Linked DNA regions of Mus musculus: all the other regions are linked to region 1. A link is a loop called in an ENCODE intact Hi-C map of the cell type or tissue named here. Cell type or tissue: left cerebral cortex. All regions are shown on one strand.

What was found. Hi-C counts contacts between places; a loop is a spot of excess contacts. Peaks named below come from ENCODE experiments on the same cell type or tissue, not always from the same donor. Only the 100,000 strongest peaks of a DNase experiment are listed, where the experiment ranks them.
Region 2: it touches region 1 in a loop (11-fold over the local background); 6 of 42 quality-filtered maps call a loop at or near these places.
Region 3: a loop joins it to region 1, with 4 times the contacts of the local background. A loop is called at or near these places in 3 of 42 quality-filtered maps.
Region 4: it touches region 1 in a loop (5-fold over the local background); 4 of 42 quality-filtered maps call a loop at or near these places.

Annotation. Positions count from the first base shown.
Region 1 is chr9:52,674,083-52,682,082 of GRCm38, forward strand. AI593442 (expressed sequence AI593442) reads right to left here and starts at 5,698. Exons shown (of 2, transcript NM_001286641.1): 1 at 5,501-5,698; 2 at 1-4,435. The coding sequence starts at 4,193. The coding sequence ends at 3,594. It overlaps Gm1715 (predicted gene 1715), which reads left to right and starts at 5,781. Exons shown (of 5, transcript NR_045333.1): 1 at 5,781-5,989. In left cerebral cortex, CTCF peaks have their summits at 923 and 2,067; DNase peaks (open chromatin) are centred at 2,110, 3,162, 4,102, 4,415 and 5 more places; H3K4me3 peaks cover 6,321 bases; H3K27ac peaks cover 5,772 bases.
Region 2 is chr9:53,213,635-53,221,634 of GRCm38, forward strand. The region is part of intron 9 of Ddx10 (DEAD box helicase 10); the gene reads right to left. Among named protein-coding and RNA genes, the nearest start is that of Ddx10, 30 kb to the right of the region's middle. In left cerebral cortex, a CTCF peak has its summit at 4,745 (motif pointing left); DNase peaks (open chromatin) are centred at 4,238 and 4,769; H3K27ac peaks cover 473 bases.
Region 3 is chr9:52,735,277-52,743,276 of GRCm38, forward strand. All of the region lies in intron 2 of Gm1715 (predicted gene 1715), which reads left to right. Among named protein-coding and RNA genes, the nearest start is that of Gm1715, 59 kb to the left of the region's middle. In left cerebral cortex, no CTCF peak of the experiment used is centred here; DNase peaks (open chromatin) are centred at 218, 3,166, 3,584 and 6,957; H3K27ac peaks cover 1,715 bases.
Region 4 is chr9:52,846,388-52,854,387 of GRCm38, forward strand. No RefSeq gene overlaps it. Among named protein-coding and RNA genes, the nearest start is that of Gm39339, 27 kb to the right of the region's middle. In left cerebral cortex, no CTCF peak of the experiment used is centred here; DNase peaks (open chromatin) are centred at 3,763 and 4,372; H3K27ac peaks cover 648 bases.

The DNA of each region.
Region 1 (8,000 bases):
AAGCCAAGGAAGACTCTCCCCTTCCACTAAATAAAGAGAAAGCCATTCTGATTTGACCTCAGAGAACCAAGTACATGCATACACCTGACTCCTCAGATCCTCTCTGGATCAGAGGATGGAACAACTATTTGGTTTCAGTCTCATACTTATAATGACAGAAAAGAGAATACAAAAAGTCCATTGTAAATTTGTACAAAATGTATGCATATATAAATACATATCTATGGGTGTATATAAATTCTAAAGATTATATCCATCTTCATCTTCAAGAGTCAGAGTCCCATATAGTTGACATATCGGCATTCTCTCTCTATTTTTCTCATTTTTAAAATAGTAAGAATCAAGCATGCTACTTTATTAATACTGAATAGCAAGTGCAGGAGCTGAGCTGTAGCTATAGAAGGTTGGAGCAATTAGTTTGACGGGACATCAGTAAACAAGATCCTTAGAGTAAATTTAGCTATTTTCATAATGCCTTTTGTCTCATAAAAATGAAAACTCGAATGTCATATGGGTCAGTTGCGCTCTCTAAGTAGCAATCTAAGCAGACTCTATAGAAATTTGCATTGTCGTATCTTTATTACAATAATTTGGTGTGGGATCTGGCCTACTAGAATTTCATGTAATTATCACTCTAACTAACAGAAATCTTGTGTGGTGCCACCAGGTTCACAGCATATTAAACTCAGTATGAAATGTGATTGATAAGCTGCATCATCTTTACACAGGACACTATTAAAATATTAATCCCTAGTCAATTGATGGAAAAGGCATATACACTTAAAGGTGCACAATGATAGCACATTACAGATGTGTGCTTATGGTTAGAGGTATCAAGATGTTTTTTTTAAAATACACATAATTAGTTTATTTCTTGTTTGCTCTATTTCTTTTGGGGAAAAGTATGTAGGACATTGCCCCCTAGGGTGTGCAGGCTGCTTCTTGGAAGGGGATTATTATTGCATGCCTTGAATGCACTGTGATTCATAAGGCAAGAACATATGAGTTGCTTCAGCACCAAGGAAGTGGAATGAGCATCTAGCGCTGCTCAAAACAGAATATCTTATTGCTTTAATAAAATGGGAAATTATTTACTGTAAAAAGAGTGCACCAAATAATGGAAAAAAGTAATATCTATGCACTTATGTAGAGCTCACTGAAATGATGAACCTTCCTTCTGGGTTCCTGATCCTATTCAGATTTCACATCTAAAACCCATTCTGTAAGACGGTATTAAGAGCTACAGTTGGATGAGGGCAAGTTAAAGAGATTAATGGATATTCTCCTTCACAGTGCCTTAGCCATTCTGTTGTACAGTGTAGAGCTCTGATACACTAACAGCATCCTTGGTGGCCCGAGGGACTGAATGCACTCTGACCTGTTACTAGGAAGTGACTAAGGCACTGGAGAGAATCTGGTTCATTGTTTAATATATTGTATCCAAAGATTATACCTGATCTTCCTAATGATACAACATGGCATGCTTAAACGATGGTCTTCTGTGCTTCAGAAAGGACTTGGATGATATCTATGGGTGACTAAATCAACCTTATTAAATTATTTTATAAAGATACAGACTGAGCTTGGAAAACTTTATATGTAACCAAAACATTAGAGGCAATCATTTCTCGGGATAATAACCACATACAACTTGAAATAAGACAGAGCATAGAGGGGAGCTAGTGGCTTGGGAGATGGATATATGTAGGGGTCCCACTGCCCTTCACTAAACAGCAGAGTCTAACATAGAGGGACTTATCTGACATTTAAAGAGAGGACAAGAGATTTATCTTCTCTCATGCTTTCCTTTTCCCTTAACATTTCCTATGTGTTCAGGGAGGTTAATTAGGCCAGACTTGGGAAGAAGAAAGATCCCCTTTGCTGTATATCAGATGCAGGCATGGAGTCATAACTAAACAAGCTGTAAACAGTTTTATCCTGTAAGCGTTTACAGATTTAACTTGGAAATTGTCATGTCCTGTCATCCAAATTGCCCAACATCTCCACCAGTCTTTCCCCCAAACACATACAGTACAAGCAAGCACACACAGCACTGCCTCCAGGTGGCAACTGCATGCAGAGAACCACAGGCACTGTTTAAATATTAACCATGTTTTTAATAGATGGCATTCCAGCACATCCATTATTTGTTTTCTGTTGTGGTTGTTTCTGTTATTCACAAAAGAAAAAGGGGGAAACATGGGTGTCATCGTTTTATAATAGTCTACTACAGCGTAAAATACAAAAGAACACTTCCGGAAACAGCAGAAGCCAGGCCTACACCACTGACTTCCTCAGCCAGTGGCAACCATTATATCAACAGCTGGAAAGTCAGAAGAACAAAAATATACAGTTTGGAGGACATATCACAGAACTATAGTTTTCTTCTGTATTTGGTACCAATATAATAAGTATATAACAAAGGTGCACTTGTTCTAAAAATAAAACAGAAACATACTAGTTGGTTAGATACTGCATTTTCAGAACTGCACATTGCCTAATACTTTTTTTTTTTACATAAAGGTAACTTATGCAATGTATAGTGATAAGAAAAAACAATCCAATTGTAGAAAAAAGAAGAAAGAAACCAATCAAAACCAAGACAATCACTTTCCAAAACAGCTCCTTCTTTGGTCTGCACAACCAGAGGAAGTAACCATGAAGGTGAGACATATTCAGCACCAGACCTGGCTGGACAGCTCCCGGTTTCTCTGAGGCTCAAAAAAAAAAAAAAAAAAAAAAAAAAATTCCCCAAAGGGAAAAAAAAAAAACCAAACAAACAAACCAAACCAAAACGACTACCAGTCAGGTGTACAAATGGGCCCTAATGAGCAGCAAATCAGATAGTATGTTTTTGTTTTTTGTTTTCTTTTTCTGTGCTCGACCAGCGAGTGATATTTCTAAAAGTAAAACTCTAATTCTGCCAGGGGGAAAGCAAAAAGTGAAATGATGACTGACTAGAGAGGGGTTACCTGTCCTAAACGTTTTTCTGGGACATTCTATGTGGTCTCTGGTGCTTAATGTAGATGTTGCCTTTATAATATACTATTGCCTGAGCCCAGCTGAAGGTGAGGAAAGGGGAGGGGAGACAAGCTAAAGGAAAAGTGAAAGCCCGTGAGGGAGGGGCAGAAAGGCGACTAAACCTTCACTTGACAGCTATATACAACATCACCGGCCCCCTCCCATCCCTTTGCTTCGGTGTCAATGTCTTAAATATTTGGTAGCTTGTGCGGTTTCTTCTCCTTATTGAGGGGGGCACGGGGTGGGGAGGGAAGATGCAGCCTTCATTAACAATGAGAAATTATGTGATTTGTCATGCGCTTGGACTGTGTTATTAGTAGTATAATAATTACTATAAATATCAGTAAAGTATTATCAGCGTTATTTCTTCCTCTGAGACTTTCCTCGCCCAATATTTACAAATACCGCACAGTGCCTCGGCGGAGGAGAGACAGTGAAAGGGTGGCCAGGTAAGGAAAGAGGGCAGAGAAAACAGGGGCCAAAGGAGAACGGAAAAGGAAGGAAGGAGGAACAAAAGCGAGGACGGTCAAGATGCTGGAGACGAGGAAAGGGTCAGGAGAGGGGCTGCGCAATCAGGACAGTACCACCGTTTGCAAAAGGCCCTCGCCAGGTGTGTCCAAGCAGGAGGAAGCTGCGGGTGCTCCTTGTGGAGTGGGGGCTGGCAGTGGAGGCGGAGGCGCACAGGGACCCTGGCACAGGAGACCAGGGGATGAGGAGGAGGAGGAGGAAGAAGAAGTAGCATTGGAGGGGGTGCAGAAAGCGGAGTCCCGGGGCTGCCTCTCCAGTCGGGTTTCTTTTCCATGGGTTGGAGCTTGAACACCTGCCCGAGGCAGCCCCCCACCACCGTGGCTGCCGCTGCAATGATCTCGCTCATATTCTTCCTGAGCCCTCTGCATCTTCCGCTTCTTCATCCTACGCTTGTGGATGTGGAAAGTGGAGAGGGACAGCACGAGGAGACAGAAGATGAGAGTGACCAGGACAATCAGCACCAGCGTAGATGAAAAAGACTGGAAGAGCTGCTGTCCCACCTGCGTGATGCAAGTGCCACCACCTGCGCCTGAGCTGCGGAGACCTGCGCTGCTGCCTCCACTGGCGTTGTGGGAAGCAAAGGTCCGGTTCAGGAGACAAGGCGGCAGGGCCAGCCTCAGCTCTTTCGGCGCCCTGGCACTCATCGGCGCTGGGCTGAGAGGGGCCAGGCCCACCAGGCTTCCTCTGTTGGACACACGGTTCCCACCAGCCAAGACGTGGACAGGAACCCACACCACCCCAACTGCTCTTTAGCGCTGGAGGGAGTGAGCTCTCCAGCCAAAGACTGAGGGAGCAACTGCCGCCAAGCAAGCGGGCCAGAGCTAGTGGCCCCAGGGAGAGTGTCTCTGGTCTTCTTTGATCCTGTTTCCTTTCCCCAGGCACAGTGCTGCAAAGAAAACAGGATTAGTTAGGGTCCCGGCCACAGCCAAGGCGAGTGCAGAGAAAGAGAGGGATCTGACACCACTGTCAAGCGGCCCTCAAATGGACTCTGTCATCTCCACAACCCACCAACCCAACCCTACCGCTCCTGGCAGCCCAGGAGAGCCGCGCTAGATGCTCCGCTGGCTCAGATGGGGTCTGGCGTCCGTACCGCACCGCGGAGACACTGGTTACTCAGCAGAGAAGGCAGCTGCCCTGCCCCCTGCACAACTTTCTAATTGCCACCAACAGCGGCCGCCACAGCGGCTTTCTCTACTTCCCAGAAAGCCAACTGCCCTCTTCTCTGTGTCCTGTGGACCTCCTCTCAGGATCCAATCTCGCCAGCACGCACTCCAAGCAGGCTCCCTGTACGCAGTCCTCCTTCCCCATCCCTCCCTCTCCAAACACTTCCAGCCTGGACGTTCAGACCCCCAAGGTCCCCGTCCCAAGGGGATACACCCCACTGCCTCTGTCCCTAGCCGCAGCTGACCCGCTGGATCTGGCACACAGGATCATACTCGACCTTTCTCCAGCCTTCTTCCTTGCTACCTTCCTCCCCCTTTCTCCCTATCAAAAGCAGCTGAAACACCCTTCTCAGCGGAGGCACATCCTCCCAAGCGCCCCCCACCCCTCATCTCCCTGAGCCTCCCACTTGACAGTATCCAAAATCCTTTTTCTTTCTTCCAGAGCAGGAACTGAAAGGGGAAGGGTTCCCGCTTGCAAAGTTTGGGGAACCGACCTTGTCTCCAGCCTTCCCCGGGCCCTGGCCCCAGGGCCCAGAGGCTGTGGCAGAGGACCAAGCCGGAGGACCCGCGGCAGGCAGCACAGCTCCCTTGCCTCTCCCAAAAGGCAGGTGCAAACTGTTGCACTGCGGAGCAGCAAGGCAAAGCGCTAGCCTCCACCAGGGAAGGGGCGGGGGCTGAAGCTCTGTCCAGAGGTGCCTGCGCAGGCCGCGGGAGTGGTCTTACCCGCCCTCATCCTGCCACTGGGGCCCCTGGCCATGGAAGCCTTCATCCTGACCACTGTCTCTTACCTGGAAGGACCAGCCAGTTGCAGAGAAGGAGCCCTTGGCTGCAGTGGCGGCTGCAGAAGGCACGGAGCGCTGGGACCAGAGACAGAGCCGCGCTGCTGCTGCCACCCTCGCCGCCGCCACCGCCGCCGCCGCCGCCGCCGCCGCTGCCTTTGCTGCTGCTGCTGCTGCTGCTATGGGGAGCTCAGCTCTTAGCCTATTGCCAGAGAGGCCGGTGACGTCAGGCAGCCACCGCCAGGGCTCCAAGCCACCCCTCAGGCCCCCACCCACCCTCATACCCAACACCTTGTCCTGGCATAACAGCCTCTCCAACACCATTCCCAGTTTCCTGCTGTTCCCCAGCTTTGGGGCTGGGAGGAGCAAACCCACCCCCATCCCCACCTCCACCCTGCCAGCAACCCACCTTCATTCAGCACAAGCACTCCTTTGCCTAGGAAGAAGCAGGCTTCAGTTCTTCCATTGCTCTATGCTTCAACCTCAACCGGTCTCCAGGTACAGTTTTGCTCCAGGAGAATCTTCTCCCCTGGGGGTACACTTTTTTTTCCTGTTGACTGATCAGAGTCCCTGCTACTCCCCAATCCTATTTTTCTGCCTCTGGTTCTAAGCATAAACTGCTTATACTAGGGAGATGGCAAGGACATTTGTCAACACAACTGTGACAGAATCAGAATCAGGAACCTAAATATGCATCAAAGACTGCATCTCTCCACCAGTCTCCAAAGTATGTCATCCCATCTGCTTTTTGATTTCTTCCCCCGCACGCTCATCTTCAGGCCCAGGATCCATTCGGTGTATTGAACACCCCTTTTTTTTTCGAGGATCCCACATTCTGAAGACACAAAGCATACATGGGCTTGAAGGGTGGGAAGGGGAAATTACAAAGAGAAGTGCAGGAACCAATGACCCGTAAAAATTCTCAACATTGTGTGTACTGCTAAAAAAATGTCCCTTCGTTGATTCTAATTTTTTGTCAACGTGCTTGATTCTTGATACATTTGCTTTTTCAGTTAAATGTTTACATCTCCTAAAAAGGCTCTTAGCAGCCTGCAAAAAAATCTTATAGAGACCAGTGAACGACTAGTTTGGGATCCTTTCAGAAACAGAAATAGTGTATTCTATTATAGTAACCATCTTCAAAATAGAGTATGCTTTGCTTTATGTGAGTGATTGGGAACGCTTGCTTGGAACACTAACTAAACAGAGTATGGTCTTTAGGGCACTGAGATAACTTATTAAAACCGTGTTTTGTTTTGCTTTTTTCTTTCTTCTCTCCTGTCTTGTTTACCTCCTGTCTTTGAGTCTAGAAAGTGTGCAACATTTTCTCACCGAGTTGGTCAGTCGTGGAGTGTGTGTTCCTGCCTCCTCTTCATGCTATACATCATGAAGGAAAGCTAAGGGGAATACTAGCTGCCACTTACTCACTCCTATCAGCTACAGTCAGGAAGTGAGGTCAGATATGAAGAAAAAAAGATTTCTCCTTCTGACCCTATGTACCCATCTACCCCTACTCCAAATTCTCATTTTCCTCCTGCTCACGCCATAAATGCATGGCACTCCATATTCTTCCCCCACCCCATCTCTGCTTTCGTTTATTTGAGCACAAATCATCTGGGGCCTGGGGAGCAGCACAATGTTAAAGCACTTGTGTAAGATGCCAAAGGCCTTGGGTTCTATTCACAGCACTACAAAGAGAAGGGAAGTATCAGTTCCATCTTCATATGTATCAATAAGAAAAAGAATTCCACTTAAGATAACAGTTCAGTACAGGCTGAACAATGCACAGTTGCTTCAGACCACAGACTGATGCCCTTTGACTGCCAAAGTCACACAGTAAAGGATGGCCAATGACCTAGATATTTGCATAAGTGTTCCTTCCCAGAAGTAGAGGGCCTGATGCCTGTTAAAGCCACCCTCCACATCGAGTGACTCTGGATTCACTGACCTCAGAGAGTGGTGAGTCGTTGCTTGCTTGCTTCACTGTGACCTGTGAGACTTCACTGTGGATACCAGACAGGCAGTGGCTCTTTTGTGGACACTCTCAGCAGAGTCTCATCAACATATTGTAAAGCAAATCCAAGTTTGAATACTCCAGAAAGAGATCTGGCTGTTTAGGAAAACTCTTTAGCAGGGGAGAAAGGTTGTCTTGTAAAAAGAACTCTCTATACGGAATTAACCCTTTATAGTCTGTATTCTAGACTTGGGGCAGTCATTAAGTGTTTCCAGAGGAGATATAGCTCAACAACGTCTGGTATTGGGGTTACATCAGCACAGGCATTCTTTTTACATGTCATAATTTCAGATTATGTCATGGACTGCCAGTGTTCTTACTCTTTTGTTACAAATGAGACCATCTGCTATGCTAAGAATGCTGAAGGTGTCTGTGCCTTTTCCCACAACCTGTGAAAGACAAAGTCTCACCCTAGATAGCTTGCATCATACTACAGTTCGGTGTGACTTGGGAGATAGTGGTATTTAACTGCAAATGTTTTAGGCAAATTAAAGA
Region 2 (8,000 bases), 540 kb after region 1:
CCTTGCTTTTGTATGCAGCCCATGCTGGCCTCAGGCAACAACAGGACCAGCTCCAAAAGGGTTACTTTAAAATAGGTGCATACAGATATATCACAGAGACTATTTTCAACCAAGCCACAATAGTATTATGACAAAATTATTTATTAAACATGGCAACCAAGTACACTGAATAAATCAATTTGTCAGGAATAATGACATTTGCCTGTAATTTCTGAAAACATGAGGCTAAGGCAGAAGAATTGCTACAGATTCAAAGCAACTTTGAACTATGCAGCAAAACCCTGTCTTAGAAAACCAAATAAATAAATCAGTTCATCTTCCTACAGATTTTGCTGATACCTTTAAAACAAAACTTTTCAGATCAGTGTAAAGAAATGGGCCTACTCAGGTAAACATTGTCGATCCTTGTAATTGGTCTTCCTTCACCCAAAGCCGAGCCATAATTTATACCATACCTTCAAAAATCTGTACTGACACAGGCCGAAGGTTTCCTAAAGGACTCAAGTTGTTTGGGCTGCTTGAGTACAGTTTACTAACGTGTCAGAGTCAGCTGATACACATAAGTAACAAAACAGAATCAAATTGGATATTTGGGGAATTTTTCAGGTACACAGAAGAAAACATAATCTCAAAGCATTTTTTAAATTCATGCTATAAAATCTGGGGGGAACATTTTTATAACTGACCAAATAACTATTTACTCAGAAGCTATAACTCAGGAATAAACTAAAGAACACCAAGAAGCACGTCTTCAAGCAATGTAACACTCATCCTAATCAGAACTGACAAACATATACAAGCAAGAGTCTCAAGACAACTATCAAAGAATGCCAAAGGACAGCCAGAGGCAACACGCACCACCTCAGAAGTGCCAGAGAAAGAATATGACACAGCAGACAGAAGTTCAGGAAGGCCTTTAAGGCAGATAGAAAGGGAAAAACTAAGGTGTTCTAAAAGAATGCCATGTCACCATACAGGAAAACAGACAATACAAGACTGATTGAATAAAGAGAAATCAACAAGGGGAAGTCCACAGCAGGAGTACAAAAATGAACAGCAACAAAGATGACTAAAAAGGTGCTTAGAGCCTGATTGCCACTGCCTTCAATGCCTCTGCAGAGATTCCACAACACTGCATATAGCATTTTATCACTGAATGCTGAAAGGGAAACTGGCTTTAGCTAAGAGAATTTTTTATTGTAACAACTAAAAGAAAGCATTTTACCTTGCATATTAATTTTAAAACTCCATTCTAATAAGGAAAAAAATATATGCATTCCTTGTATGCACAGACTAAAAGAGATTAAATAAAATAAAATATACCAAAATGTTAACCTGTTTTACTAAAGCTAATTTTTTAAAATCTTATTGATATGCCAGGTGCTGAAATGGTGAGAAAACAGACATTCTCCTTGCTACTAACAAAGCTGAGTGCCTATAAAAACAGTTATTAATGCCAGCACTCAGGAGGCATAGGATCTCTGAATTCAAGGCCAGCCTGGTCTACAGAGTTCCAGGACAGCCAAGACTATACAAGAAACCCTGTCTTAGGGGAAGGTGGGGAGCAGGGGTTGTCATAATATAGGATTTTATATGTATTCATAAGAGCATGACAGAGAATTCAAACTAATAGTCTACATATTTAGACAACTACCCAGAAATAATGACACTTTAAGTGAAACTTGAAGAATCAACAGCCAGTCTAACACTAGGGATAGAAACATGGAAGGGACAGCCAAGTTTCATAAGGGATAAAGACAGTATTTCAGAGACCAGTGAATACTTGAATATTTTGTCTTTATTTTTAGATAACTTTCTTGTAAACAAAAAGGAAATATGAATATATAGATACTTCTTTATCTAATTATCTGTTGGGTCTCAAATCTAAATACCTTCCTCACTGTTTAAATGCAGAATTGTATGACTCAAAGTTATTCATCTTTATTTACTGCAAAACAGTATAAATTTTAATGCATTCCCTTTAGCTATTAAACCAAACCATGTATGGTGGCAGACTTTATTGGCATATAAGATAAAAAGGTGACATCCTAACAAAATAAGATAGCTGACAGCCATTGAAACTGCCATATCTGTAACACCTCTGAAGACATGTTAAAAGTCAGAGGACGGGGTTGGGGATTTAGCTCACTGGTAGAGCGCTTGCCTAGCAAGCGCAAGGCCCTGAGTTCGGTCCTCAGCTCTGGGAGAAAAAAAAAAAGTCAGAGGACAAGCTGAGGAGGTGACACCATGAGTGAACTCAGAGCAAGCCTGAGGGAGGAACTGAGTTCAGACCTCCAACACCCAGGTAAAAAGCTAGTTAAAAAATGCATGCCTGTCAAAAGACACCGTCAATAAGACAAAAAGGCCACCAACAGATTGGGAAAGGATCTTTACCTATCCTAAATCAGATAGGGGACTAATATCCAATATATATAAAGAACTCATGAAGGTGGACTCCAAAAAGTCCAATAACCCCATTAAAAAATGGGGCTCAGAGCTGAACAAAGAATTCTCACCTGAGGAATACCGAATGGCAGAGAAGCACCTGAAAAAATGTTCAACATCCTTAATCATCAGGGAAATACAAATCAAAACAACCCTGAGATTCCACCTCACACCAGTTAGAATGGCTAAGATCAAAAATTCAGGTGACAGCAGATGCTGGCGAGGATGTGGAGAAAAAGGAACACTCCTCCATTGTTGGTGGGATTGCAAGCTTGTACAACCACTCTGGAAATCAGTCTGGCGGTTCCTCAGAAAATTGGACATAGTACTACTGGAGGATCCCGCAATACCTCTCCTGGGCATATATCCAGAAGATGTTCCAACTGGTAAGAAGGACACATGCTCCACTATGTTCATAGCAGCCTTATTTATAATAGCCAGAAGCTGGAAAGAACCCAGATGCCCCTCAACAGAGGAATGGATACAGAAAATGTGGTACATTTACACAATGGAGTACTACTCAGCTATTAAAAAGAATGAATTTATGAAATTCCTAGGCAAATGGATGGACCTGGAGGGCATAATCCTGAGAGGTAACCCAATCACAAAAGAACTCACATGATATATACTCACTGGTAAGTGGATATTAGCCCAGAAACTTAGGATACCCAAGATATAAGATACAATTTGTGAAACTCATGAAACTAAAGAAAAACGAAGACCAAAGTGTGGACACTTTGCCCCTTCTTAGAATTGGGAACAAAACACCCATGGAAGGAGTTACAGAGACAAAGTTTGGAGCTGAGACGAAAGGACGGACCACCTAGAGACTTCCATATCCAGGGATCCATCCCATAATCAGCCTCCAAACACTGACACCATTGCATACACTAGCAAGATTTTGCTGAAAGGACTCTGATATAGCTGTCTCTTGTGAGACTATGCCAGGGCCTAGCAAACACAGAAGTGGATACTCACAGTTAGCTATTGGATGGATCACAGGGCCCCCAATGGAGGAGCTAGAGAAAGTACCCAAGGAGCTGAAGGGATCTGCAATCCATAGGTGGAACAACATTATGAACTAACCAGTACCCCCCGGAGCTCGTGTCTCTAGCTGCATATGAATCAGAAGATGGCCTAGTCGGCCATCACTGGAAAGAGAGGCCCATTGGTCGTGCAAACTTTATATGCCTCAGTATAGGGGAACGCCAGGGCCAAGAAGTGGGAGTGGGTGGGTAGGGGAGGGGGGGGGGGTATGGGGGACTTTTGGGATAGCACTGGAAATGTAAATGAAGAAAATACCTAATTAAAAAAATGCATGCCTGTAACCCAAGTGCTGGGAAGAAAGGGAAACAGGACAATCTCTTGGGCTCACTAGACACCAATGTAGAAAACAACAACAACAAAAATAAAAATAAAAATAAAAAAACCTTAAAAAAAAAACCTTTATAAAACAGTCTAGTAATGATAAAAGCAAAGAATAAAAGGAAAACCAACTAATTGCTCTAACATATCTAAATGTGATAAACGATACAGAAAAGAGAAGGGCACAAAGGAGTGGAAATACTTGAGGAGGAGGACAGAAATAGCCACACAGATAACTGTGGGAAATACATTTTACCAGAAACTAACATAAAAGATACTAAGGTAACAATATGTCTGGCACATATATATCTGGCCTGGAACAAGATGGGTGTAGGGGATGGAGAAAGTGTATAGGCCTATCACTGACTGAACTGAGAAGCCCTCACAGGAGTCAGAAAAGATCCTCCTGCCTGCTAGACTGAGCGGACCATAGGAGACTACGAGCAGAGGAGGTGCTGAGAAGCATCAGAACCTCTGTACCAGCTGCTGCAGCCCAGCTCTTCAATGCTGCAAGTTACAAAGCAAAGGATTCTCTCTGCCCTTTCACTAAGCCTCCAAAGCACAGTTATCAACAGACATATGCCAAAGGCCACATAAGGAAACAGTTTCCTCTTTGGGAGAAACAGACTAGTAGAAGTTTAAAATTTCCAGCTAAGTGAATTTTTAAGAAGAAATTTCACTTGCAAATACTGTTACCTAATAAATATAATACCTAATAAATTCACATTAGGCTTAATTCTTATGGAAATTGTTTTTTCTATTATTTCAGATTGCAAAAAGTTAAAGATTCTAAAAAAAATTCTCAATGATTCCTTAAAATATGAGCATTTTCTGCAAACCACGAACTCGTCCCAATTTAGGAATTTTAACCAATTTCCAGCTTCATACTTCTTGTTAAGATGTATATCAAAGGCATGTGAAATACAAAAGCTTGGTTCTGCTGTCCCCTAGTGGAATCACTTTGCTATCTAAATTAAGACAATATTTTGAGAACTACAAGTACTTTTTATACTCTAGAACAAGAAACAGTTATATAAAACCTCAAGCACAAGGGGTGGGGGTAGGGAGAGAGGGACCTGGGAGGGAAAGTGGATGTGAGGGGGTTGGGGGAATAGTATTGGGTGAGGAAAAAGGACTGAAGCCCTGAGGACCAGCAGAAAGAATTCAAACAGGCAACCTTGGGAGATAAGAGATTGGGGGGTGGGGGGACCCTCCAGAATGCAACAGAGACCTGGAAGGGGGTGAGAGACTCTCAGGACTCAAAGGGAGGGGCCTTAGATGAAATGCCCGACAGTAGGGAGAGGGACCTTATAGAGTCCACATCTGGCAGAAAGACAGGGCATCAAGAGAGGGAGGGGTTGCCATCCCACAGTCAAAACTCTGACCCATAATTGTCCCTATCTGAAAGAACTGCAGGGATGGAAATGGAGAGGAGCCTGAAGAAAAGAAGGTCCAGTGACAAGCCCAAAATGGGATCCAGCTCAAGGGGAGGTCCCAAGGCCTGACACTATTACTGAGGCTATGGAGCACTCACAAAAAGGGACCTAACATGACTGTCCTCCGAAAGACCCAACAAGCACCTGAAAGAGTCAGATGCAGATATTTGCACCCAACCAATGGACAGAAGCTGCTGACCCCTGTGGCTGAATTAGGAAAAAGCTGGAAGAAGCTGAGGAGGGTGACCCTGTAGGAGGACCAGCAGTCTCAATTAACCTGGACCCAAGATCTCTCAGACACTGGACCACCAACCGGCAGCATACACCAGCTGATATGAGGCCCCGCAACACATATACAGCAGAGGACTGCCAGGTCTGGGTTCAATCAAAGAAGATGCACCTAACCCTCAAGAGACTGGAGGCCTCAGGAAGCTTAGAGGTCTGGTGGGGACATCCTCATGGAGATATGGGGGGGGGGGGGGGGGGGGGTCAGAGGGTGGACCGGGAGGGGAATAAAATCTGGAATATAAAATAAATAAATGATTGAATGATTAAATTTAAAAACAAAACAAAACAAAATCTCCTGTCTTCTACCCTAGCCTCCCTTGTCTGGTATGTGCCTTCTTTTTAATTATAAATTTTCTGTATTTCCAACTGTAAATTTTTAATTTAAAATAAAAAAATTCAGGCTTTTTAGTACCAAAACCTGCAAGCCTTAAAGACAATTGTTTTTAAGTGGCAAATGTACTGCAGGATAGATCCCTATAACTATCTTCACTCACTTGTCTCAAAAAGGACTTCATTTGTTAAGTGGATTAAGGAAAACTTTTCTTTGTTATAGATCCAGTGAATTCATTTAAAAAAAAAAAAGTCAAAGAATTCAGTAAAACAGTAAATGCTTGATAGAAATAAACACCTGGACCATCCTTTATTTCTCCTTGGTGAGTCACAAAAAAAAAAATAAATAAATAAGCCAGATCCTCCAACTTTAGTAATTTTTCTAACAAATCCACTTTCTTTCTTTCTTTATTTATTTATTTATGTTCAATTCCAAAAGCAAACACTTTCTGGCAACTTGGTTTTAATTACAGCCTAACACAGGATTTTAATTAGTTTCCATTTTTAATTTAGCCTTTGTTCAACTCAATTATTCAGTCTCATGGCCCACGAAGCTTTCTCATTATCTTTAAGACCATTAATGGTCATTTTAAACCAAATCTAACATTACATATGCTAACCTTTTCACTGACTATACATCTGAAATAGTCAATTCAGAATTTGTTACTTACGTATAAAGGGTCACACTTCCACTTTAAAAGTTAATGACTGTGTTTAAAAAACACATTAAAATAGTCTTTAAAATAGTATTCTCATATATAAGTATATATGAGAATACTATTTTAATATATATATATTTCTCTTCAGACTCAGCATTGCAGTGTTGTTCTAAGTCTCTATCTACAAGCATTATGATCCCGTTTAATGCTCACCATAACATGTTCTACTTACTACGCTGTATTTCTACCAACTTCTCCAAAACTAAAAACCTGAACACTTTCTTTTCTTGAATCATTTATTGATATACTGAAACACTTATTATCTCACATAGAGAAATTTCAAAATACAACTAAACAGATTCTATGAAGAAATCAGTCTCCACTTTCCACATTATGCCACTGGACCAGGTAAACGCCTGTAAGCCACTTTCTAGTCCAAAATGTTTACAAGATACCATATATAACCAGTCCTTTTCAAGACCTAAAGGACCACAAAAATGCAGATGTGAGTGGGTGCATGCAGCAAATTTTACAAACCACAAGCTTACTAAAGGAAATTAAGGAACTGTAGAAAGGATATCACCAACTTCCACTAAGACTTCTCAGAAGATCTCACTGTGAAAAATAATCCTAATGCGAACCCAGAATATTAAGGTCCACCTTAAGAAGCTGGAAACAGGGCTGATGAGATGGTTTGGTGGGCAAAGGCTCCTGCCACCAAAGCCTGGCAACCTGAGCTCAACCTAGAACCCAAGTGAGTGGAGAAAGAAAGCTGACCACAAAAAGTTGTCCTCTTCCTCACTGCCATGTCACACATATACCACACACTTTTCACACATACACACACAATAATAATTATAAATACAACACCTGATACTATGTGTCCCATTATCTCTTAGCTCTCAAGAGAAAACAAATTTAAATGGCTAGTCTGTCTCATGCAGAACCCAGTTTCAACTCTCACTGCTTATTTAAAATATGTCATTAATTCCAACTCCAAGACTTCCTTTTGTAACTTGTAGCAAATCAACCTACTGTAAAATGTTTGCCATTACACTGCCTTTCTTTTGTTCTTAAAAGAAACACATTTGAGTATTTTTTATTAGTCATGTTTGATGGTGGCCCATGGTATAAATTCAGATCAGTCAGAAAACACTTAGACATTCTTAGCATTCTAGAAAAATTAGGAAACATGAAAAACTTTTCACTTCAGCTGAAAATAAATGTCTTTCATATAAAAATATCCATTATTTTATTCAAAATTAGCTAAAAACTGAATGTGAATGAAATGAAGAGAGGAAAGGACCAGAAAATTTGCAAAGAAGAAGGAAGGATGGAAGAAAGGGAAAGGAGAGGAGGGAGAAATGAAAGGGGCAAGGAACGGGCACAGATCAGGTACAAAGACAAAGCCAGCTAGAGAAGCAGTCTGTGTGCAGCAAGAACTTAGCCCTGAGACCTGAAGACCTGTTCCTCCACG
Region 3 (8,000 bases), 61 kb after region 1:
ATGATGCTTAAACATCAATCAGTAGGGAGAATACAAATTAAAACTATGTACAGTAGCAATGGGCACCTGCAGATGGCTACAATTTAAAAGCAGCAGCAATATCAAATGCTGGCAAGGATGTGGGGTTACTCATAGCTAAAGAGACTGTAAACTAGGGCAACTAACTCTGTAGAAAGTTTAGAGGGGCTCACGACAGGTGTTTGTATCAGAGGAAATGGAAGCTTATGCTCACCCTAAATGTTCGGCGAGGCTCTATTCATGATAGCCCCGTACTGAGAGCAACACAGCTGTTCATCAGCTGGTGAATGGCTGACAATACTGTAGTGCACACATACCACTTATCATCACTGAGAAGAGGTATTCTTAGGGAAGCAGAGCCTTGTCAAGACACTCGTGAGGCTGCCCACTTTCCACACAAATTCTTTTCTATATTTATTTTTAAGGTAGGGTTTCTCTGTGCAACAGTTCTTACTGTCCTAGAACTTGCTCTGTAGATCAGGCTAATCTCAAGTTCACAAAGATCTCATGGACTCTGCTTCCTGAGTGCTGGCATTAAAGGTGTGCACCCCAAATTCTTTTCTTTAAAGATTTATTTATTTATTTTATGTATATGAGTACACTGTAGCTGTACCAATGGTTGTGAGCCTTCATATGGTTTCTGGGGATTGAATTTTAGGACCTCTGCTCGCTCTGGTTGTCCCTGCTTGCTCTGACCTAAAGATTTATTTATTATTATACATAAGTACACTGTTGCTGTCATCAGACACACCAGAAGAGGGCGTCAGATTTCATTACAGATGGTTGTGAGCCACCATCTGGTTGCTGAGATTTGAACTCAGGACCTTCAGAAGAGCAGTCAGTGCTCTTATCCCCTGAGCCATCTCGCCAGCCCCACAAATTGCTAATAAAGAAGTTCTTTATTATCGCACCATCTCACTGGGTAGATCAAGACAGTTATGAGGAATAGCATTTAGATGGCGGATGCAAAAGAATGCAGTATTCTGGCAACCAAAACCAACACTGGGAACATAAAGTACTAAGAACCAAAACCTTCCCTTTATTACACTTTTGGCAGGAAAAGTGACAAGCAAGGACACGTGCACCAGGCTTGAGTACTTGACATTCACAAATGCAAATGAGTAGAAAGTTTACCTTTCACTTGTCATTATGAGTGCCCCTCTTCCTCCACTTCACTCAATTCTTTAAGTGAAGTGGTCCCTTGGTCAGTGAACAACCCCATCCCTTTGTTGGACAGTCAGTAGATATTTGGGATCAATCAAACAGTTGGTAGATATTTGGGATCAAAAAGGAGGTGACCGACCATATATCTTTAGAAGATGTTGAAGTGAGGCTGTTTTAGGTTCATCTCTCGACAAATGAGAATGCCTTCTTTGTGAACTAAGATTTCAGAAATGAGTTTGCTCTACTGAGGAAAACCTAATGAAGGAAGAGTCACTTCTACACAATGTTACTGAACATCTTTTTCCCCAATCTGGAACTGTCCATTTGTAAGAAGTAGAATCAACTTTGAGATAAATTCTGAGCATGTCTCTGAAAGATTTTTCTAGATTAGGTTAATTCACAAGGGAAGATCTATCCTAAATGTGGGTAGCACCATTGGCTGGGGTCCTGGGTCCCATAAAAAGGAGGAAGCTAGCGGACCATAAACATTCCTTGTTCTCTGCTTCCTCACCAAGGATGCATCAGCTGCCCAAAGCTCTGGTTGCCATAGCTTCCTGGCCATGATGGAGTCTAAGATAAAAGACCCTACTTCCTTTAAGTTGTCTTTTATTAGATATTTGGTCATAGCAGTAAAGATAGTAACTAATACACAAACCATCTGAGATTTGTACTTCAAATTCAACCAGAAAAAGAAATACAAGGCCAGGTCCCCAGGATTAGACAAAAGCAAATACCATGTTTCATCGTTCATCTAGAACATTTAAAACCAAGGAAGAAAGATGAACCACTGTTCCCAGGCCAAACTTATTTCCCAGATTTGTTTGCACCCACTCTAACCCCAATGAATCTCTAAGCACTCAGATGTTTCCTGTGTAGTGGTACATACCTTTAATCCCAGCACCCAGGAAGCTGAGGTTGGAGGAAAGCTATGAGTTCCAGGCCAGCCTCAGCTACATTGTGCGGTCCAGGCCAGAGGATTACATAGATAGATAGATAGATAGATAGATAGATAGATAGATAGATAGATAGATAGATAGATTTTGTCTCAAAAACCCAACCAAACAAGAAGATAATAAATAAATAAATAAATAAATAAACAAACATAATTAAATAAGTAAATTTCAGATGTAAGCAGATGAGTCTTAGAATATCATCACAAGATGAGATTCTAAAAATAATATTTTCCACAATGACTACAGCAAGCAATGAATTTGTAACATCTACTATCCAGAAAGAGAAACTTAAGGAAGAAGAGAAAAGATCACATGTGTGGAAAAACCTTTTAGTACCTTAACTACACTAATTTAGAGTTCATTTGAAAAACAGGCTGAAGTCACTAACAGCAGGTGGTTTACAATATGGTCTCAAGGAAGCCATCAACACAGACACTCAGACAGGCTTGACTGCCATTTCTACAAGACACAGCAAAGCTTGGGTAAGGAATAAGCCATTTCAATGCCTATGATAGAAATTACCCTATAGAAGTTGGTGCAGCAAGTCAAAGAAACAAGTCTATGACCTGAACAAGTCCCTCCCCAAAATGACTAAAGTATAGGAGAGGCTCAGCTGACTTTTATGTTATTGAATATTGGAATTTACAGTCAGAGAAAGGAATGTGTTACAGTGTACATACTCTTTTGTTGACTATTTACTAAGCATCTGCTGTCTGCCAGACACACCCTGTGCTTACGTGCTAGAACACAAGAATTCCAACCAAGCTCCTGTCCCTGTAGCAGTTAGAATCTGAGAGAAAGAGATGAAATTAAACCAATAATAACGCACTTTGTTATTAACAGATGGGACAAGTCTAATTGAATGACTTGAAAGTTAAAAAACAAAAATGAAGCTGAGGGAGACACAGTGACTTTGCAAAGGTCAGTTGGAGAAATGAGTCAGGAAGGCATATGGTGTAACGTGTGTTCTACGGAGCAGGAAGAGGACTAGGTGGAGGTGCTGTCCCCACTGTCTTGGAGTTGTGACGTATCAGAACCTCCACCGGTGCCTCTGTATCAGAGGGGTGGCAGCAGGCACACACCCCGGTTTTGTAATCATTACGAGAAACCAGGCACATGGCACACTTAGCAGTCAATAAACGCTACTTGTCACCCCGTCAATATTGACAGTTACTACTGCTAAAAATATTTTTCCTTAACAGCAAGGCCAATGCTTTTATCTCTGCATTCCACTGCCTTGATACCATTTCAGTTTTTTCCCTTCTTTTCTTCCTAACCATAAGAAGTTTCCTAGAAAGTAGGTCAGACTTCAGCAAACTCTCGGCACTGTAGCTTCTAGATAAAAGAGGGAGCATAGGAGGCTTTTCAGCAGCTCTGGGTGCCCATCCAGGCTTCCAGTGGATGACAAAATATTTCCATGAGGATTTATTTAATTTTGTCCCCAGGCTTGTTCATAATTCTGACCATCTGGTACTGGAGGTTTCTCTATTTTTAATATTTCTACTTTGGGCGTTTTGCTTTTTTAACCTATTCTAGGATGAGTCGCCCCCTTTCAGCCTCCCCCACTCTCTCCGCCAACCCCTGATTTAATTTGCTTGAAAGAATTCTTTCCTATGACAAATTTGCCACAGTCTATAACTTTGATAACCTCAGAGCCAGCCATAAAGCAGAGCCATCTCAAGTCATATGAAAGGTCACAGCAAAACGAAACGTTGTTCTGGACACCTATGACATTGTTCTAACAAGACCACCCCAAGGGTACGTGCTATAAGCATGCATAGAACTTCCTGAAAGGAAGCCCCTCCCCCAAAGTCCTAAGACCTATTCTAATTAAGTCTGGTCAGATAACTCTTCTAAAGACAGACAGCCTGAGCTAACCACACAGATCCCTTTAGACCATCTGTCCTAGCCTAGCTGACCAAATGGTAACCATGTAAGATTTTTTTTCCTTTCACCTGGAGCTGTGTTGTCCCCAAAAATAACTCTATCAAATTCAGTAGGCTTTTGTATGTTTGTTTGTTTGTTTCTGGATCATCATTTAATGTGGTTGGGGGCAGGACTCCATATGAGTACATAGAAAATGACTTTGAGGAAATAGCAATAGGAAACCTGTCCCCTCTGTAGGATTTCACTGTCCCTGCTGTTCCTTGCTCCCTCATCCTCATCTGTACTTCATGTGTCTATTCAACTATTTCATCGCCATCCCTGAACATCCTGTACCTCCGGATGAAGGTTTAATGAATGCTTGAATAACCAGGTAGTGAACCAGTGTTGGAAATACCACAGAAAACCATAAAGACAAGGGATGTAGAGGATCATATGGAGCTTGGAAATTTCGATGACAGAGGACAAGGGAAATGAAAGGTTAGCTGGAAATAAAATTTCCAGGATAAATGCAGCCACCTTCATGAGGCTTCGTTTTATAAGGTACCCCCCCACACACACACACATGTACATCCTGTATTTTATAAACACTTTCATCTTTCATTTATAGGCCTCCTAACCACCAGAGCAGCAATGCACACAGCAGATATTATTCCCATTTCTCCAATAACAGAAGTAAGGATCTGCGAAGCAATAAAACTTGCCCAAGATCACACAAGTGGTAAATTTCGCCAAAAGAATTTGGATCATCTTCCTCTTCCAATACAGCACTCTGCATCTCTCTGCCCTACCACTCTCTCTCATATTTCTGGAACAATGGGGTCAGGGCACTCAGAAAAAAAGAAGGCAAGGTTTGGAGTGTGCACTCAAATCTTATACAAGCTTAATTGTTTGCATTGGGTTTCTATTGCTGTGACAAAATCCTAGAGAAAAAAGCTAAGGGAGGAAGGATTTATTTTGGTTCACAGTTTAGATGCATGAATGAAGTTGGATACTTCGTTTCTGGACCCATGTGTGGTGAGACAGAACATCATGGTGGAGAAAAGCTACTTATCTTGGCAGACAAGACCCAGAGAAAGACAATGAAAAGGACAGTAACTGGAATAAGACAGAACCTTCTAAGGCATGTGCCATGAGCCTATTTCTCTAGCAAGGTTTCATACCCCAGTAGTCAGTTTAGCCATGACTTTAATCCATGTATCAATCCATCAGTGACAATGAGCTCCAGGTTCATAACCTCTCCAAAGCCCACCAGCTGGCAGCCAATCCTTCAGCACATGTGTCGTCGGGACACACATTTATGGACAAACCATAACACTGTTTTGTTTTTGCTCATGCTTATATACGGTTGACATTTCCAGGAAGCAACTTGAAAACTCCTGTTACAAAATACACAGTAGAACTTGACAAAATATGACATTCTTTTAAGTACATATCTAAGCACTTAGAAAATAAGAGACATATTTTAAATTCATTCTCTTTACTACATATGTAATCACTTAGGAAAGAAAGAGCCAAAAACAAATGATAAAACCCTGAGGATTACTGCCACGTTGAGTCACTGTGGCAACAATTACCATGAAAGGTTCAATTCTTACCATTCAAAGTAGTTTCTCCAACACACCATATCATATGTCCTTCTATATATGCAAACACAAGCATATGAGGGTTCACATATACCATAGGCATGCATACATAAAGGTTATTTTAAATGACATTTATAGATAGCACATTTCAAGGGTAAAGTGCGGTTAATATCAATAAAACATGCTTTGAAGGCAATATAACACACGACTCATTAACAGATATTTATGTGTTTACACCTGCTATGTGCTGTTTGATTCAAGAAAATTACACATACACACACACACATACACACATATATATGCAAATATATACATATACATATACACATACACAACACAAGCCAAGTATATGAGTAAGTCTAAATGATTATGAAACCTATAATAGGAACCTAGAAGATATCAAAATATCAAGGGTTTACAGTGCAAGGGTAGAAACATTTTGACAACAGCCTACCACACTGCTATTTCCCGTGCTGGCCTTGTGGTGCATACATCACCACAGTGTGTGCTAACTCTGAATTCAAAGGAAGGAAAAGCATCAGCAAAAACACTATGGGTCCTCACTTCCCTTCATTTCAGTTATGGAAGACTTCAGAAACAATTATGCCTTTCAGACCCATCGTTCTAGTTACTGATTAGACAGTAAGTATCAGGTGGCGTCCTTTCTCCTGGGAAATTGTTATGGTTAACAAAACAAACAAAGCCTGTAGTCAGCAGGTCTTGTATTAAGAAAAAAAAAAGGAAGGAAGGAAGGAAGGAAGGAAGAAAGAAAGAAAGAAAGAAAACCAACTTCAAAGGGCACAGTGGCAGCTCAGTTCAATAAAAGAGATTCTAAACACATCGATCAGAGCGGGGCCAGACTCAAGGCTTCAGTAATTCTCCTGCCAACGTTTTCCAGTTCTTAGCTTTTGCTGGCCAAGCCCCTGTGATTGGGTGGGCACCTCTCTTGCATTGCTGTGTATTATTCCATCACAGTATTTTCAAAGTCTATTTTAAAGAAATGCAAATAGCCACTATTTTAATCTCCTAGTAAATAGATATTTTCTCCCTCAACAGAAGCAAGTCTAGCATTTTCACAGTTTCAGGTTAACGTTTCCAAATAATAACTGTTCCTTAGTCCCGTTCTTTTGTGCTTTTGAGGATAAACCCATGAATAAAAGGCTCAGTAGCAAGTACAATTTTTTTTCTCCTTTCTACGGAGTATTCCTTTCCTGGGAAATGGAAATGCCTTCGTGTTGAAATGACAATCCACGGTGGTTTCTCTGCTGAATGGACCCTTACAAAACCCACATTCAGAACCTATTCAGTTCTTATTTATCACCGTTTGCTGCCTGGCACGAGTCATCAGAGTGCGCCTATTTCTGCAGAGCTACAGCAAGTAACAAAAGAGCTGAGTTTGGAACAGGGAACTTGGTGTTCCCGTCTCAGCTCTACCAAAGACTGGCTGGGAAACCTCAAGAGCTTTACTCTAGATCTCTGAGCCTTCATTTGCCTACTTCACAAAGGGGAATGTGGGATTCTAACGGATCTCTAAGTCCCCTTCAACGATCGAAAGGTCTTTATCTCCTGTACTGGAATATATACTGAAATACCCTTCCTCATCAACTGTGGTAAAGCTCATCTTTAAAGTAGTGAAGGAACTGTGAAATAGTAAAAGTAGAGGGATGGATGAAGACAGGCCCTGGCCCAGATGATTACAGGAGAGAGTTTATTAATTAACTCAACTCCCTTCTTGTCTGGATAGTTTTATGCCATTGTCCAACACTGTTCTTTTTCTCTTCCTTCCTTCCTTCCTTCCTTCCTTCCTTTCTTTTTTCCTTCCTTCCTTCCTTCTTCCTTTTTTTCTTCTTTCTTTCTTTATTATCTTATTTAAATTTATTTATTTCTGTATGAGTATTTCTGTGTATTCTATGAATTCCTGGTTCCTGCCATGGCCAGAAGAGAGCACTAAGTCCCTTGGGACTGTAGTTATAGGTGACAAGCCATCATGCAGGAGCTGGGAATTGACCTCAGGCCCTCTGGAAGAGGAGTGCATACTCTAAACTGCTGAACCATCTCTCCAGCCCCAGCATTGGTGTTTTAGATAAATATTCATTTAACAGGAGTCAGGTACTAGGAGTGGGGAAGGGTGGGCCTTGCCTACCTGTGGGAGACGATTGGAGAACCAGGGACAGTTTAAGGTGTTCTCCTCCCCACACCCTGTGGTGATTTTCAGAAAGGGTTGAGATGACACAAGAATGGGGCTTTCCCCACAAATTACTAAGTATAGATAATTTAAGATAGTTACCCAAGCTGATCCCAGGACCAAGAGGAAGGCCAAATTAAACAATTCCATTTGCCCCAAGATTACAGCGAAGGAAACTCAGCACAGGGAGGGTCCCAGAACTGCTCCCCA
Region 4 (8,000 bases), 170 kb after region 1:
TTGCAAGTCAAACACTTACTAACTGAGCCATCCTTCCAGCTCCAGATATGTACAATTATATGCATGAATTAAAATTCAAAAGTAAACAAAATTAATTATAGTAACAGCAAGAAGTACAAATGTATAATAAAAAGGAACAAAAAGCTACTTGTATTTGCCATAAATACCCACTAGACACTAAACTAAATCTAGCATAAAAGTGAGAAAAGTGGGTAGTGAGTCTATAGCTGTCTAGATGTCTCAGGAAGGATCATGTTGCTCTTCTATAGGTTGTATATAATCATTGTATTTATTAAACTATTTTAAATCATTCTTTTGATACATAACATTAAAGAACATATTACAGTATTGGCATTACATGATGTCATGTAAACAAATCTATGAACCAACATTAGTTGTGAAACAACTATGAAATAATCCTGTGAAACACTAGTAAGGAGAATAAACAGAGTACTATTAAAAAGGCAACATTGTGGGGAAAAGCCTTGAAGATATGGGCACAGGGGAAAAAAATCCTGAACAGAACAGCAATGGCTTGTGCTACAAGATTGAGAATGGACAAATGGGACTTCATAAAATAGCAAAGCTTCTGTAAGGCAAAAGACACTGTCAATAAGACAAAAAGGCCACCAACAGATTGAAAAAGAATCTTTACCAATCCTAAAGCAGATAAGGGACTAATTTCCAATATATATAAAGAACTCAAGAAGATGGACTCCAGAAAATCAAATAACTCTATTAAAAATGGGATACAGAGCTAAACAAAGAATTCACATGTGAGGAATACTGAATGGCTGAGAAGCACCTGAAAAAAAAAAAGTTCAACATCCTTAATCATTCGGGAAATGCAAATCAAAACAACCCTGAGATTCCACCTCACACCAGTCAGAATGGCTAAGATAAAAAATTCAGGTGACAGCAGATGCTGGCAAGAATGTGGAGAAAGAGGAACACCCCTCCATTGATGGTGGGATTGCAAGCTGGTACAACCACTCTGGAAATCAGTCTGGCGGTTCCTCAGAAAATTGGGCATTGTACTACTGGAAGATCCAGCAATTCCTCTCCTGGGCATATAACCAGAAGATTTTCCAACTTGTAATAAGGACACATGCTCCACTATATTCATAGCAGCCTTATTTATAATATTTATAATAGCCAGAAGCTGGAAAGAACCTAGATGTCCCTCAACAGAGTAATGGATACAAAAAATGTGGTACATTTACACAATGGAGTACTACTCAACAATTAAAAACAATGAATTCATGAAATTCTTAGGCAAATGGATACATCTGGAGGATATCATCCTGAGTGAGGTAACCCAATCACAAAAGAACACACACGATATGCACTCACTGATAAGCGGATATTAGCCCAGAATCTTAGAATATCCAAGATACAATTTGCAAAACACATGAAACTCAAGAATAAGGAAGACCAAAGTGTGGATACTTTGCTCCTTCTTAGAATGGGGAACAAAATACCCATGTAAGGAGTCACAGAGACAAAGGTTGGAGCTGAGGCTGAAGGAAGGACCATCCAGAGACTGCCCCACCCGGAGATCCATCCCATAAAACCCACCAAACCCAGACACTATTGCATATGCCAGCAAGATTTTGCTGAAAGGAACCTGATATAGCTGTCTCTTGTGAGGCTATGCCAGTGCCTGGCAAATACAGAAGTGGATGCTCACAGTCATCTATTGGATGGAACACAGGGCCCCTAATGAAGGAGCTAGAGAAAGTACCCAAGGAATTAAAGGGGTCTGCAACCCTATAGGAGGAACAACAATATGAACTAACCAGTACCTCCCAGAGCTGTGTCTCTAGTTGCATATGTAGCAGAGGATGGCCTAGTTGGCCATCAATGGAGGAGAGGCCCTTGGTCTTCTGAAGATCATATGCCCCAGTACAGGGGAATGTCAGGGCCAGGAGTGGTGGGTTGGGGAGCAGGGTGGGGGGGGGTATAGGGAGCTTTGGGGATAGCATTTTGAAATGTAAATGAAGAAAAGATCTAATAAAAATCATGTCTGCAAAAAAAAAAAGGCAACATTGTAGCTATAATTGGGTTTACTCAAGTAATGGAAAAATGTTAAACACTAGGAATTCCTTGATACAAGTCAGTATATTAGGTCCCAGAATACGGTTCAGTAGCTATAGGATTTGCCACTGAGTCCGACAACCTAAGTTTAATCCCCAGGATCCAAATACTAGAAGAAGAGAACTGGCTTCCTCAGGTTGTCCTCCAGCCTCAGTGCTTGCCCTAGCACATACATGCAACACACACACACACACACACACACACACACACACACACACACACAGAGAGAGAGAGAGAGAGAGAGAGAGAGACAGACAGACAGACAGACAGACAGAGAAAGAGAGACAGAGACAGACAGAGAGACAGAGAGAGAACGTTGTAAACCTATCTTCTTCACAGTTACAATTTCATCAATGCCATTAAAATAAGCTGAGTTAAAATAACTGACAGCCATATCTAACAAGAATAAGTATTATGCTCAGGAAAGGATTCACAAAAGGTAAAAAAAGATATTTTTTCTGTCCAAAAAGGCTGAGCTGGATAGTTTTGTGTTGACTTGACACAAGCTAGAGTCATTTTGAAAGAGGGAACCCAATTTGGAAAGTGGCCCCAGCAGATTGGTCTGGGGACAAATCTGTGATCCATTTTCCTGATTAATGATTGGCAGGAGAAGGTCCTATTCACTGTGGGTGACACTGCCCCTGGACAGGTGTGGAGAGTCGTAAGTAATCGCCATTACAAGATGGCGCTGGCTCCCGCTGTGCCTAACTAGTAAACAAGCATTGTGCGCAGGTGTGAGAATGAATTCACACCAAGTCACTGCCCATCTCGGGGCGTAGTAATGAGGTGATGGGCGAGCAACAAATCAGGTGCTGACACACCAGGCTGAGGGCTACATAAGCAGCACCATTTTCCGGGTTCTGGGTCTTCCCTCCTGAAGAAGCAATAAAGCTTTTGCTGCAGAAGAATCCGGTCATCTGAGTGTGTTCTTGCCGGCGAGAACAATAGCTCGGGACAGACAGGTAGTCTTAGAGGGGTACAAAAAAAAAAAAAAAAAAAAAACCACAGGCTGAGTAAGCCAGTAAGCAGTGCTCCTCCATGACCTTGCCTCAGTTCCTGCCTCAAGGTTCCTGCTTTGAGTTCCTGCACCAGCTTCCCTTCATGATAGACTAGAAAAGTAAGATGAAATAAATCCTTTTCTCCCCAGCTTATATTTGGTTGTGGTGTTTTATCACAGCAACAGAAACCACAACTAAGACAACAGCTTTGAGTTGATGGGGCATTGAATCTAGGAATCACTGCTTGGGTCAATTTGAAGAAGTAACACACTTTGACCTTTTTCTGAGAGAAGCTAATAGTTCTTGACAGAAGAGTTAAGAGTTTTGACCCTTTGGGTAAAAACGATTCAGTAGTGCCTGCCCCTCCAGCAGCAGAGAGGCCCTCCACTCAGCACATCTGTCTTTATATCAAGCTCCCTGGCAAGGCCCCATAAAGGCTGTTCATGGTGACCCCATCTGCCAGAAGATGTAGAGTGTGTCTCACAGACAGGCATGCCATGACTCTGCGAGGGAGGGCAGGTGAGTGTGTTAAGGATGCCCTGGTATAAAGCTCTGAGTCGTGGTACAAAACTGGGGATTGCTGAGAAGCAGCAGCAGCACACAGATCCTCTCAGTGGGAAGCTATTAGAGTGGAGGCAGCTGGTTTTGGAGCAAAGGAATCCATCCAAGTGAGGAGGAGACAGTTTTGCTAACACTGGCAGGCTTTCAAGAGGCCGTATACCCAATAATCAGACAAGCCCTGTGCAGTTACAAAAAGGAAGGGCCACAGCTCCCAAATTGATTCTTACCAGCCTTCCCCCACTCCACCCCAGAGCTCAGGTCCAATAACAACCAGTACCAACAATGTGAAAAATTTTTTAAAGAAATTGATAGAGAACCACTACATCAGATTCAGATTCATAGGAAAGGCTTTATGCATGGTCTGAAACCTTCTTCAAGAGGAAATCAGACAAGAAACTTCCCCCATGGCACCAACAGCAACAGCAACAGTGTTGCCCCCAGGCTTATGTTTTCTAGTATTGGTACCACAGATCAACCAAGGCTTTTAGAAAGACCCACTCTGTGTCCAACACAGTGCTGGTGCCTAAAAGGACATCAAAGGAGCCTTTAATAAAAAAAAAAATCTCATCGCCAAAATCAATTCAAGGCACACTTAATACGTGGGTGTGAGATTACACAGAGAAGTGTGGTGATGATTTCTGTGAACAGCAGTACAGAGAAATCCAAATGAAGAAGTGGGATGTGGGCCCTGGAGGGAGGAGGGGAGGGGAGGACAGGCAGGCAAGGGGAATAGGAAGAACACTGTGGGAGGGAAGAACAGAATGAGTGGAGGCTCAAACATGGAGGGGAGCTGGCATGAAATGAAGGTCACAGCATCTGCTGAGAATTCATGGGCCCATTTCTACTGGGAAGATATCTGATGCTGATCATTGTGCTGACAGTCCTTTGTACCAGGTCAACACCAGCCCACTCATATTATGGGAACATATGACCTAGGTCACCATCATCTATCACATTTGGCAAGGATGACCTACATTTTCAGAGCTGGTTAGATTAACTGGTTCTCCAGATAATCAAACGTCATGGATGTTTTCTCCTGGCCTTCTGTCTTCAGATTGAAACCTTAGGAACCTTTCTCCCCAGTGTGACCATTTTACCAAAGACCATGCTCCATCAGACCACCACACCCGTCAACCTTGTCAATCATAAACCATTAAATACCAACCATGAAGGAGTCATTTTGGTATTATGATAAATGACATAAAACTCAGGAAAATATAATAAAATAGAAAAAACTTCTTAATTTTTAGGATTAAAAAATATATCAAATAAATTCTAGATATTGTGTAGTGAGTTAGGATTTGGGGATCCTCACATCCAGAAGGAGATAGGAAGAAAGGGGTAAAAACATAGAAAATCCACCGCACCCCAGAATATGAAGAAAAATGACACTTGGGAGCTCTAAGTATTAGAAATACCAGCTCAGGCTTTTGGCAATGAAATCTGGATATCAAGGGCTATTGATGAAGATACTCCGATGTGTGAAGTGAAAACTTTAAGGTTTCTTTGGAGAGTCAGTTGTGTTGGATGGTGTCTTGCTGGGGCAAACATGTGAAGGAATGTTTAATTAAAGTGGACCCAGGTGTGAAAGGCTAAGTCAGGCTCATGAAGGGATGTTTCACTGAAGCAGACACAGGACAGAGGATGTTCTGCTAAAGCAAGCACATGAAAGAACACATGATGAAGGATTCTTTGCTAACAACATGCATGTATTGGTCTGCCTTACACTGTGTAGTTGAGCTCCGTTTGTCTGTTGGGACTCTGTGGACTTGGGCTGATTGGATGCATGGGCTGAAGCAAGAGCTGTGCTGAGGCAAGGCACATGGAGAACACATGATGTTTGGAAGGTATAAATAGGACTGGAAAGAATGATGGAGACAAAGCTTAGCTGTACAATGCTTTGGGATCTCCCGTTTTCACTGATCTTTGCTTCCCTGAGAGAGGTACAGCTGGGAACTTCTACTGGTGGTCTCTGCTAGGTAGTGCCACCACTGCTGATTGGTGTTTGCTATCCCAACTCTACTGAACTGGACTGCTGGTGTATCTGAGTGTTTGAGAGTGGATCAAGTTGCCACTACCTGCTAACCTGTGAGCTGAACTGCCGATTTCCAGACAACACAGACAGGAGTTGCTCCAAAGAACCTTTCTAAACAGGTCCACATCCCCACCCCCAACCCCACCCCTGCACCCCTGCCATCCTTTCTTTCCCACCACCGCTGGTTGGTGGTGAGCTACAAGGGAGGTTAAGTGTTTAAGAACCATCATCAAAAATAGATTTGAAAAAAATTTAAGTTACAGATGTGTGTGTGTGTGTGTGTGTGTGTGTGTGTGTGTGTGTGTGTGTGTGTGTGTATAGTGCAGTATATGTGTAGCATGTTTCCTTGGGCACACATGGGTGCATGCAGGTGCACATGTGTGTGACTGTGAAGACCAGATGTCTTCTTCTATTACTCTTTATCGTATTTATTATCATCATCATCAAAATCATTATCATTATTATTTGGAGATAGGCTCTCTCACTGAGTTCAGCTCCCACCATCTGGTTAGACTGGCTGCTCAGCAAGTTCCAGGGCTCTATCTGCCCGTCTCTAGCTTTTGGCAGTAGGGTTACAGGCAAGTACTACCACACCCGAGTTTTCTGCGGGTGCTGGGGTCTAAATTTAGATTCTCATGTTTGCATTGCAGGCACTTTAATAACAGCAATTTTCTTACCACTCCCAAATTGGGGATTATTAAATAAAGATAGATTAGTAGATAGATTAGTATATAACTAAGGGTTGAAAGTGGGTTTCACAAGGAGAAATTGTCCCATAATGCTGTGTGTGTGAGTGTGTGTGTATAAGAAAGGTAGAAGGTAGAGACAGACACACACACACACACACACACACACACACACACACACAGAGAGAGAGAGAGAGAGAGAGAGAGAGAGAGAGAAGTAGTAGTAGTAGTAGTAGAGACACACACACAGAGCTATAGTTTCTGTTTTTGTTTTCTCTTGTTTATTTGTGAGGTAGACTCTCCTGTATCCCAGGCTGACTTTAAGCTGGTAATATAGCTGAGGCTGAACTTGAACTCCTGATTTTCCCTGCCTCCACCTTCAGAGTACTATGATACAGACATGAGCAACCTTTCCAGATTGATTTTGTTGTTCTTGAACTTAACATTGTTCAAAAGACGTACTTTAAAACCAGGCTGAAATATTAAGCAGTGTTTTCAAAGCTAAATATAGTTTAACAATTAAGTTTAGCAAGGAAGTGGTTTATTTGTTTCTCTAAAGAATTTCCCTTTGTCAATTAAACTGTAAGTGGGTTTCTGAGCTGTGGTCTCTCAGGTTATGGTGAGGTTAAATTATAAGTTTTCACATGCATTGGCCTTAAGTGTGGTTCATTTGCTGTGTTACACAGAATTGTCTGAACTTCCAGAGAAGAGAGTTCTGCCCTTGGAGTCAAACTTCACAGCAGCTTGAAGTTTGACGGACGTGACAGATGGGTTTCACGTGCTTGACCTTCAGCTAAGAAAACAGAAACTAGATCGGCTTGTGAGAGACTTTCTTTCCTTCATATACCCCTGAATTTCCATCCCACATGCTATCGTGGACAGCTAAAATGACAGAATCTGGACAAAGAAAGAGACAGTGAATAGGAAGTAAAACGTGTTCATTGATTAAGCCATAGGTATTAACAGGAGTGGATGTGTGTACACTCCCAAGCATATAAATCAATAAATGTCAATACCGATGCTATTAAGACTAAAAAAAATGTTGCTAATATTAGCAAACAAAACTGGAACACACAAGAGCAATGGGGGAAAGGAGAAATGTTTTTAGTTAATCTCAGTGTTGGTCATCAGAGGAAATAAGTAGGTTATACCTAATAAGAGTGTTGCAGAAAAGTAAAAATGTGTCTGTTACTGTCTGTTTTTTTAGCTTCGTGTGTGCATGTGTGTGTGTGATAGTGTATATATGTATGTCTCTGTGTGTGTGTGTGTGTGTGTGTGTGTGTGTGTGTGTGTGTGTGCATGTGTGTTTGTGTGGAAGTGCTGATATGTGTGTAGAGGTCACAGGACAATCTCAGGTGGGGGCTCTTGCCTGCTACCTTCTTTGAGAAAAGGTCTCTTTGATGTGGGTTCCTACCTATGCCAGGCTACCTGGCCAGTGCCTCCAGGCGTTCTTCTGCCTGTCTTCTGTCTGTCTCCCACCCACTGTAGAAGCACTAGAGTGAGCTTTACATCTCTGCTCATGATTTTAATTCAGGTCCTCCTGCTTCTGTGACAATCACTTGACCCACGGAGCCAAGTCCCCAGCTCCAGAAGTGTCTTCTTTAACAAGTAAGCTTTGAAAGA